2 separate regions of the Homo sapiens genome follow, and region 2 is linked to region 1. Evidence: chromatin contacts called from ENCODE Hi-C or POLR2A ChIA-PET data. All regions are on one chromosome and are shown on one strand. Each heading gives the region's core, a stretch centred on a gene start or an enhancer-like site at or near the end of the contact. The rest is flanking DNA. Distances are from core to core; before and after follow the strand shown. Region 1 holds the start of LINC02227 (long intergenic non-protein coding RNA 2227). Region 2 has its middle 140 kb from the start of LINC02227.

The links. A loop is a pair of places that touch in the nucleus more often than their neighbours do. ChIA-PET counts read pairs that join two places held with the same protein, here RNA polymerase II (POLR2A). Pooled maps may share reads with other maps.
Region 2: a loop to region 1 is called in a map with no recorded cell type, with 2.1 times the contacts of the local background. The contact joins the enhancer-like site here to the promoter of LINC02227 in region 1. A Hi-C loop is called at or near these places in 1 of 168 maps with a recorded cell type or tissue (OCI-LY7), 13 of 37 single-sample maps with no recorded cell type and 9 of 50 pooled maps. POLR2A ChIA-PET finds 5 or more read pairs at or near these places in 1 of 52 experiments (activated CD4-positive, alpha-beta T cell).

Annotation. Positions count from the first base shown.
Region 1 is chr5:158,406,928-158,411,949 of GRCh38, reverse strand. LINC02227 (long intergenic non-protein coding RNA 2227) reads left to right here and starts at 2,177. Exons shown (of 7, transcript NR_109888.1): 1 at 2,177-2,304.
Region 2 is chr5:158,551,423-158,556,444 of GRCh38, reverse strand. No RefSeq gene overlaps it. Among named protein-coding and RNA genes, the nearest start is that of LINC02227, 140 kb to the right of the region's middle. Within about 2 kb of position 2,368, at least 7 of the 41 ENCODE cell types and tissues checked have a DNase peak (open chromatin) inside an H3K27ac peak, as active enhancers do.

The sequences.
Region 1 (5,022 bases), core at 928-3,427:
GCAGTATTGACATTTTAAGAGAAATACAGTTTGTACCTTTATGGAAAGAATATAGAGCATGTGAATGTTAAGTAAAAAATTACAACTGTGTGAATTCACAGTGACGTGAAAGTTCTCACCCTGCTTTATAACTTAAAGCCAGCTGAGTTTGTGTCCCTCCCTCCCCATTAGACAGTAGACATCCAGTGAGCAATGAGCCTCTTGCTTTTTATCCTCCCAGTTCATTTCATTCTTTCTCCTCCCTTATTGATGGAGTGACCCCTATGTGCCCGGCACCCTGTAAGAATAGGAAATGCACACTATGCCCCCCGGTACTCTTGCTTATGCTACCTGAGGATTCGAAGGCAGGCTTTACCTTCATAGCTCCTACAAGGTGATCATGCCTTTTCCTTCTCTTAGCAGAGTTCTAAGAATGCCCAGGACCATAAATCAATAAGTTGTCCGTGGCAAACAATCTACCAGAGCTTGGGGATAGCTGGGCAGTATTTCTCTAGGGAACGAAGGCTGGCTAAATAGCCAAAGTTTATTGAAGTGCTCCATACATTGCTTAAGACTAGAATTCACAGTCAACTGCCTGGGGTGGCTTTCACTCCATCCTTCCTTCCAAGAACCACAGAGATGTAGTAAATGAGCCACAGGAATAGGGATTTCTTCCAGGCTGGAGATATTACAACCCTTCTCTCAATATAAGAGTTGGCTTGAAAAGGCAGCATTCACTATTGAGGGGATAACTCTGAAGAGGGCTTGTGGTTATAATGGTTTTATGATTATTTTGGATCTTTGTAAAGACTCCTGTGTTTGGGTACTGATTCCACACTGGAGAGATCACACAAACATTCCTTAACATTAGTCTGTGGCTTTGTTAGACAGAATTGAAAGAGCTCTGTGTCCATTCCAGTCCCCAGTCATACCCAAAATCATCTGTCATTCACATGACTGTGGATTTTTTTTCAAAATTAGACTGTTAGTCTTCTGGGTTTTTTTTGTTTTGTTTTTGTTTTTTTTAATTACATATACAAAAACAGTCTCCAGGAAGTCTGTGCTATGTGTTGAAAACAAAGGATACTTAAGTGAGGTTGTTGTCTTCCAAAAGCCTATAGATAAGAAGGTAATATTTGCTAGTTTAAGTGCAAACATATGTACACATACATATATATATATAAAAACAAACAAATAAACAAGTTGGAAAAATATCTGCCCCTTTTATCTATCATTAATCAATGGATCAGGAAATACTGTCTGAGAAGCTATCCTTTGGGGGAAGTCTACACTATATGTTGAAAATAAAGATGTTTAAGTCAGGTCACTGTCTTCCAAAAACGTATAGATGAAGAGAATTTTCATTGAAATACACACATACATACATACATACGTAAAAATAAATATTGCATGTTCTCACTCATATGTGAGAGCTGAAAAAATTGATCTCATGGAGTTGGAGAGTAAAATGATGGTTACCAGAGACTGGGAAGAGCAGTGGGTGTGGCAGGGATTGAGGAGGAGTAAAGACCCAGTTAATGGGTATAAAAATACAGTCAGGGAGAAAGAATAAGATCTAGTGTTCAGTGGCACAAAAGGGCAACTATAGTTAATAATTTATGGTACATTTCAAAATAACTAGAAGAGTGGAATTGGAATGTTTTTAACAATATTTATGCTATATTTCAAAATAACTAGAAGAGTGGAATTGAAATATTCCTATCACAAAAATATGATAAATGTTTGAGGTGATGGATACCCCAATTACCCTGATTTGATCATTATACATTGTATACTTGTATCGAAATATCACATGCACCCCATAAATATGTACAACTATTATGTATTCATAACAATTAAAATTTTAAAAAAATTTAACAGAATTTAGCAAAAAACCCCACACAGACATACATAAAAAAACAAATTACCAGGTTGGAAAAAAAATACCAAAGATGAAAAAAGATATGCATTGAGCAAATATTTTCGAAGTATTTGTTTACTAGGCATGTTCTAGTGCCAACAGAGAGCTTTTATTTTAGGGAGATAGACAAATAATAAACAAGTAAATATTTAATTTCAGGTAATAGAAAGTTCTATAGAGAAAAAATAAAGTAGGATAAAAATGAATTATGAGAGAAGTGTGATATTTACATAGAGTGTGGTCAGGAAAGTCCCCTCTGAAAAGGTGATATGTGATATTAGGCCATGTGAAAATGTGTGTGGGAAGTAGTCATATGTCCAGATCATGCAGGACCCTGAAGATAACAGAAAGGGCTCTTCATTCTGTTATTTTCAGTAAGATGGAAGAGAATTTGGGGGTTAAAGGTGAGGACTGGCATGGCCTAAAGTGTGTTTTAATAGGATCACTGTGACTTCTGTGCTAAAAGCAGACTGCAAGGGACAGAAGCTGAAGCAGGAGGTGAGTTAGAAGTTTCCTGCAATATCCAGGTGAGAGCTGATGATGGCTTTGCCTGGGCTGGCAGTGGAAGTGATGAGAGATGGGTGAATGAATATTTTGAGGATAGAATTAACAGAAATTGCTTATTGGTTAGAAGTGAGGTGTGAGAGGAAGAGAGGAGTCAAGGAAAATACCAAGGTTTCTGCCTGAGCAATTGGGAAAATTGGTAGTTAAAATAAGGAAGACTGAATGAGGATCTAGACTGCATGGAGGTAGAGATGAAGGGAGGGGTGGTGAATGTCAGGAGCTCAGTTTTGGCACACTGAGTTTGACATGCCTATTAGACTTCCAAGTGGAAATGTTAAGTATGCAATTGAATAAACAGGTCTTGAGTTCCAGGGAGAGGTATCAAACTGGGGATACAAATTTGAGTGTATTTAAAACCTTTATACAACCTAGGGAGTGTATATAAAGAGAAAAAAAAGGTGTATATAAAGAAAAAAAGGACTGAACTAAAGAATGGCCCCAAAATTTAGAAGTCAGAGAATCAGAAAGACTCTGCAAAAGAGATTGAGAAGGAGTGGTCTGAAAGAGAAAAAGAAAACCTGGCACATACGATGCCCTGGGATTCAAGAGAAGAAATTCTCTCAAGGAAGAGAAATTTATCAACCACATCAAAAGCTATTGCTTGTGCAAATAAGGACTGAGAAATAAATTAAAAGCTAATTAAAGTAAAAAAAAAGAGGTAGAAGTATGTAGCTAAAAAGTGAATAGAGAAGATTAAATAGAATGTCTAAAAACAAACAAAAAAAAACCCCAAAAAACTGGTTTACTACAAAATAAAGTGGGAAAAAAGAGAAAAAGGCCAAAGAAGATATAGGACTTTCTTAAATAAAATATAGGACATATTTAAAACCCAAGCATATTAATAATTATATTAAATATAAACTGCTAAGTACTGCAATTAAAAGGCAGAGACAGTCGGGCGCGGTGGCTCACACCTGTAATACCAGCACTTTGGGAGGCCGAGGCAGGCAGATCACGAGGTCAGGAGATCGAGACCATCCTGGCTTACATGGTGAAACCCCGTATCCACTAAAAATACAAAAAATTAGCCAGGCGCGGTGGCAGGCGCCTGTAGTCCCAGCTACTCAGGAGGCTGAGGCAGGAGAATGGCGTGAACCTGGGAGGCAGAGTTTGCAGTGAGCCGAGATTGTGCCACTGCACTCCAGCCTGGGCGATACAGCAAGACTCAGTCTCAAAAAAAAAAAAAAAAAAAAAAAAAAAAAAAAAAAAAGGCAGAGCTTGCTAGACTAATTAAAAGTAGCAAAATTCATACATATGGTGTCTACAAGAAAAAAACATTTTAAATATAATGACATAGGTTACAAGTAAAAGGATGAAAAAGGTATACCATAAAAATACTATTATATAAGAAAACTGGAGTGAGTATATTCACATCAGATAAAGTAGACTTCAGAACAAAGAGCATTGCCAGAGGAAAAAAAAAAGGATATTTCATAATGATAAGGTTAACTTGTTAAGATAATGTTATAACCACAATGCAAAACCATATGTTCCCACTGGAATGGTTAAAATTTAAAAGACTGACAGCATCAAATACTTTTAAGAATGTAAAACAACTAGTATTCTCATACATTGCCAATAGGAGTGTAAAATGGTATAGCCAGTTTAGAAATCAGTCTACTAGTTTTTCATAGTTAAATTTACATCTACTTATGACCCAGCAATTTATTCATATGTATAGAGCCAAGAGAAATGAAAACATATGCTTTTAAAAGATGTGGATAAGAATGTTTATAGCAGCTTTGCTCAAAATAGCACCAACTTGAGACAACCCAAATTTCCAGACAGGAGAATGGAAAAAAATATGATATAATTATAAAATAGAGTACTACTCAGCAATTCAAAGGAATGAATCACTGTTACGCATAGCAACATGAATGACTCTCCAAGCTATTTTTTTTTAGCAAAAGAATTCAGATACCACAAAAAAATGCGGTTTTTGCAATTACTTTTAATTTAAACTTTTAAACCATAATTATGAAGTCCTGGGACAAGCAAAGCTAATCTACAATGATAACTCAGAAGAGTATGTACTTCTGGAGTGGTAGGTTGGTGGCAGGGATGAAGCATAAGGCTGCTTTCTGGGATGATGGAAGTGTTCTTTAGCTCTATAAGGGCATGGTTACTTCGCTACAGTTCATCTCACTGTATGATTATTATAACTCAACAAAATTGTTTATATAAAAGGAAAAAGTTTAGAAATAAAATATTTTAAAAGTAAAAAGATAGAGATCTATGATACTTGCCACTTATGCACAAAAAAGCCAAAAAATATCTATATTTCTATTGATACTATGCATATGTGTAGAATTAAGAGCAGCATTTTTACATTAAAAGAATCTGACTCAGTAGCTGTTCCTGTCTGACTCAGCACTAATCATAACCAACAATAGCATTTTCTCACTTACATTTCACAACACTCTTTATGTAGTGGTTTGTTTTACTTACTCCATTTCACACATGAAACAACTGAATACTAGAGAGTAAAATGACTTGACCACGGTGATATTATTGTTGAGCAGTAGAGTTAGAACTTGACTGCATGTTTCATTACTCCA
Region 2 (5,022 bases), core at 1,119-3,618, 140 kb before region 1:
TTTCTCATGGTTCTAGAGGCTGGAAAGTTCAAGATAAAGCTGCTGTCAGATTTGGTTCCTGGTGAGAGTCTGCTTTCCGGCTGTAGATACCTGCGTTCCAGCTGTGTGCTCACATGGTCTTTCTTCAGTGCATGCACATCGGGGAGAGAGATCTCTGTCTTCCTCTTCCTATAAGAGCACTGATCCTTGCATGAAAGTCCCACCATAATGACTTAATGTTAACCATCTTACTTCCCAAAGGCTCCACTTCCAAGTACAATCATATTGGGGGTTAGGTCTTCAATATATAAATTTGGCAGGGGACATAAACATTCAGCCCATACAGTTAACATCTAGGAAGTGTTCATAAGTGTAGCCTTTACTCTCTTTATTTCTGAGAAGCCTAGGGTGTTTATTCCTTTACTTATTCATTCATCACTTACTTAGCTTCTATTATGTTCCAGGCAGCATAACTATGCTCATTTTCTATTACTGTATAACAAACTACCCTCGAAATTTAATAACTTAAAACAACAGACATTTATTATCCCACAATTCCTATGGGTCATGAATTCAAGGAATTAGCTGGATGGTTTTGCCTTAGGATCCCTAAAGAGGTTGCCATTAATATGTGGACTCTGGCTGCAGTCATCTGAAAGCTTGACTGGGGCTGATGGAACTACTTCCAAGATGGTTCATTCACATGGCTATTGGCAAAAGATCTTAGCTTCTTGCCAAATGGGGCTCTCTATACAGTGTCAGTATGAATTAACCACTGGTTTCCCCTAAAGCAAGGAGAGAGAGAGACAGAGAGAGAGAGAGAGAGAGAGAGAGAGAGAGAGAAAACCTAGTCTCCAAGCTCCTATTTTATTTGTCCATCACTGAGACAAGTTTGCACCCAGGGGAAGGTATACATAAAAGCATGAATGCCAGGAGGTGGAATCCTTGGAGGGCATTTTGAAGACTGGCTGACACAGTGCCTTAGTAAGAGTTTTGGGGATATAGCCATGAGCTAAAGGGCCATCTAACTTATAGTCTAAGAGGAGAGACAGACATATATAAAATCATTATGTACCTAAATACATACCAACCAACTAGGCTAAGACAATGAAGAAAAGGTACAGTATGTATGAGAGACATTTAGCAGGAGACCTTAGGAGGAAGTGGAAGGGACAGGGATGCATTTGTGAGGAAGTTACATTTCAGTTGAAACTCAAAGCATGAGTGGTAGTTAACATTAGTTAAAATTATGGTGGTTGCCTCAACATGTTAAACATAGTTTCCTTATCACCTAGCAGTTCTATCTTTAGGTATAAACCCAAGATAAATAAACACATACATCCATACAAAAGCTTGTACATGAATGCCCATAGCGGCATTGTTCATAATAGTCAAAAAATGAAAGTAACTCAAATGTCCATCAACTTGTGAATGGATAAACTAAATGTGGTATATCCATACAATAGGATATTACGTGATGACTAAGAAAAAAACACTGATCCACGGTACAACATGGATGAACCTTGAAAACATTATGATAAGTAAAAGAAGTCATAAACAAAATACGACATATTGGATAATCCTATTTGTTTGAATGTCTGCAATAGGAGACAGAAGAGAGATGCAAAGTAGATTAATGATTTCCTAGGGTTGAGGGAAAATGGAAAGTGAAAGCTTATAGGTAAAAGGGTTTTTTAAAGGGTGATAAAAACGTTTTGAAATAGATGTAATGATGCTTGCACCACTCTATGAATATGCTTGAAACCACTGAATAGTCCACTTTAAGTGGGTGAATTGTGTGTATGTGAATTTTTTTCTTAATAATGAGGTTATAAAAGAGGATGGCTGGAAAAGCTTTGCAGCAGAAGGAACAACTTGAAGTGGAAGAGAATATGGTGTGCAGGAGAAATGGAAAGAAAGTCAATGTGTCTGCAGCACAGAGTAGAGGAGAGAAGTAGTGTTACATGAGGTGGAAACCAGACCCTGCAGGCTTTAGTGACCCAATCAAGGAAGCTGCTCTTAATCGTGAGGGCTATGAGAAGCCACTGAAGGTTTTTAAGCATGAATTTGCCAGATCATATTTGAGGTTTTCAAATTTAATATCATAAATGCCCTATAAAATAAAGCTAATATTTATATCATGAGGTGATTAACGGAGCAGGCAGAATAGTGAAAATCGTATTTTTTATCATTTTCCCTAGAGGAGTGCAGACACTGGAGTTTTGAGATTGTGCTTGAACCGTTAATCGTTAGAAGCAGCATACTTGGTTCACATGCTTTTCATCCACCCTCTGGTGTCCTACATGACTTCATATTGCTCAATGAGGGGACAGGCTAGATGTGGCCACCCTCAGGTGCTGGCCCCATGTTCTCATGTTGCACAGTTTTTGGGATTCTGGGCTTCACCGAGCTCTTTATCCTTGTCCAGATGGCAGAGCAGAGGAAATATCTGGTAAAATGTTAATTCCACCTCATTTAATGCAGCTTACATAGGTGTGGTGTAGTCGAGGCCTCTACAGGAAAAGCTGATTTCAAGTTCTGGCACAAGGATTAGCTGATTCACAAAAGATGTGAGTCTCCGTTTCTTCCCTGCACATCTGTCCTGTCTGCTTTTAATTTGGAAGCACCAGTTTTAATTTAGCGGCAGGACTGTAAACTCCATTTCTGTGAATACAGAATGACATACTTTGTGGAACGGGGGCCTCTGGCCAAGATCTGACTCCTAAGTAATTGATGGCTAGTGACTGGCTGAGAAATGCTCAAATGCAAACACTTCCCATGGCAAAAACCCTGTCGTATCAGCTGGATTACAAACGAGCCTTGCTGGGCTGCTGCCCATTGAAATATAGGCCATGTCTTTAACCACAGTCTCCAAAACCTGGAGGGAGCCTCCAGTTCATTCTAAACATCGATGATCTTTCCAGTCCACAGGTTTCCTTTGTCCTCAGACTTTGTCTGGAGCCTGTGGCCCAATGCACAGATTTCTTCATATTTGGAAGCCAACCATATCGGGAAGGAGGCTTCAGCATTAAGGGTTGTTTTGTTCTGGTGAAAAGGACACTCTTTTCATCACATTTAAAAACCAATTTTTTAAAATCTCACTCATATCCAATATTTTGTGTGTGTGAGAGAGAAAACACAGGCCTAAAGTTACATCACCCTTGTGGTTTGAGAAATCTTTTTCACAATATGTAGACTGTTTTTGGGGCTGGGATTTTTGGAGAAGGGGGAAAAATAGTGGGGCAAGAAGGACAGAGATATGAGACAGAAAATTAAGTCTTTCTGTAAACAAGAAAGAATGGATAAGCAAAGGGAATAAAATGGACAAAACTTCCATGAGTCTGACATCTTCTAGATACAGAGATAGCCGATACAAAATCCCATGATGCCTTTAAAAAATTAATTTAAGTCCACCAGTCTTACATCACCATTGAATCCCTATCACCTGTCATGGTGCCTAGCATATAGTAAGTTTTGATACATATTTTTAAATACATGAATGAGGAAATAAGTAATTATTGCATGCTTACCGTATGCCCAGCACTGCTGTACTCAAAGGGCATGGGAAACATAACTAATGCCACAGGGAAACTTATGGGGAGTCCAGTGTAGAATAATGGTAGGAGGCACAGAGCCCGGAGTTAGCTAGTCCTGGATCTGGGTTTGAGCCCTGCCTCTAACACTTACCAGCTGTGTGGCCTGGGGGAAAATTATTTAAGCTAATTGTTAGTTTCCTTTAATTGGAATGTGGACAATAATAGGACCTATTTCATGTGGTTGTTGGGAGGATTACTTGTGGTAAAGGTGTAAGGTGCTTGTGCTAGAACATGGGAAATACTCAGTAATGGTAACTATTATATAATTTGGAAATGGTACATGGCCGCCTTATGCAATAGTTCTTGCTGTGAGTCTCTCCAAAATGTCCTTGAACTCCCACCTTCGTTTTACATACAATTGCTTGCCAATTCCTTTCTCAAGACATAGTGAGGCCAACATTATTCACTCCCGTTGGTCTTGCTTAAGTGTGCAGAGTCCTTTTGTCTTGGAACTAATGTGGATTTTGTAAAAAATCATTTCTCCATGGAGGACAGTGGCACTCAGCTCCAGTACTAACAAGAGAACATCCCAGATGGTTTGCAAAGTATTTTAGTTTTTGCCAAACATGTTTCCTGCTAATTTGAAATTCCCTCTGTGTTTTTAAGTGAAATGTAATCCACGTGTTCCTGGTCAAGTAACTACTGGGGAAGGAAGTGGGAAAGAATCAGGGAGAATCCCAACATCAGCTCTTAAAGAGATGGCAGCATCTGAGGTGTGTGTGCTGCATGTGTTCTAAGGGATCTCTGTACAAGGAAGAGAGGGCATGAGCCCTCCTGATTCTCCTCTCCAACCCACGGGTCAACCACTCACCCAACCACTCCATGCTTATTGGGCCCTCACTAACTCCACACTGTAGTGGGCACTGCTTGTATAGAAGGGGTCAATGTGATCCCTGTCCTGAACAAAGTAGATTAGAAGTCAGCAAACTTTCTCTGTAAAGGCTCAGATAGTAAGTATTTTTGGCTGTGTGGGATTGGTGGTCTCTGCTGCAATTAGTCAACTCTGCCGTTGTAACACAAAAGCACCCATAGACAATATGTAACAAAAGAACAGGGTTGTGTTCAGTGATGATAGCTATTATTATATCATTTGGAAATGTCATGTGGCCGCCTTATGGAACAGTTTTTGCCATGAATCTACCCAAAATATCCTGGAACTACCACCTTTGTTTCAGGTACAATTGCTTGCCAAGTTCTTTCTTAAGCTATACTGAGGCCAACATTTTGACCCAACTGAGCAAATTAGGTCTGTGGGAGCAAATTTGGCCTGTGGGCAATAGTTTTCAGATTCCTGGATTGGATTATACCTGGAAAGATCACAACACCTCAGATAAAGACTCAAGAGTAGATAACTCAGTGCTCATCAATGAAGAGGCTGGCCCTGCCTCAACGTAATAGGGATTCAGAAGCAGGAGGTATCAAGGGCCTGCGGTTGTACCTTTCAGGA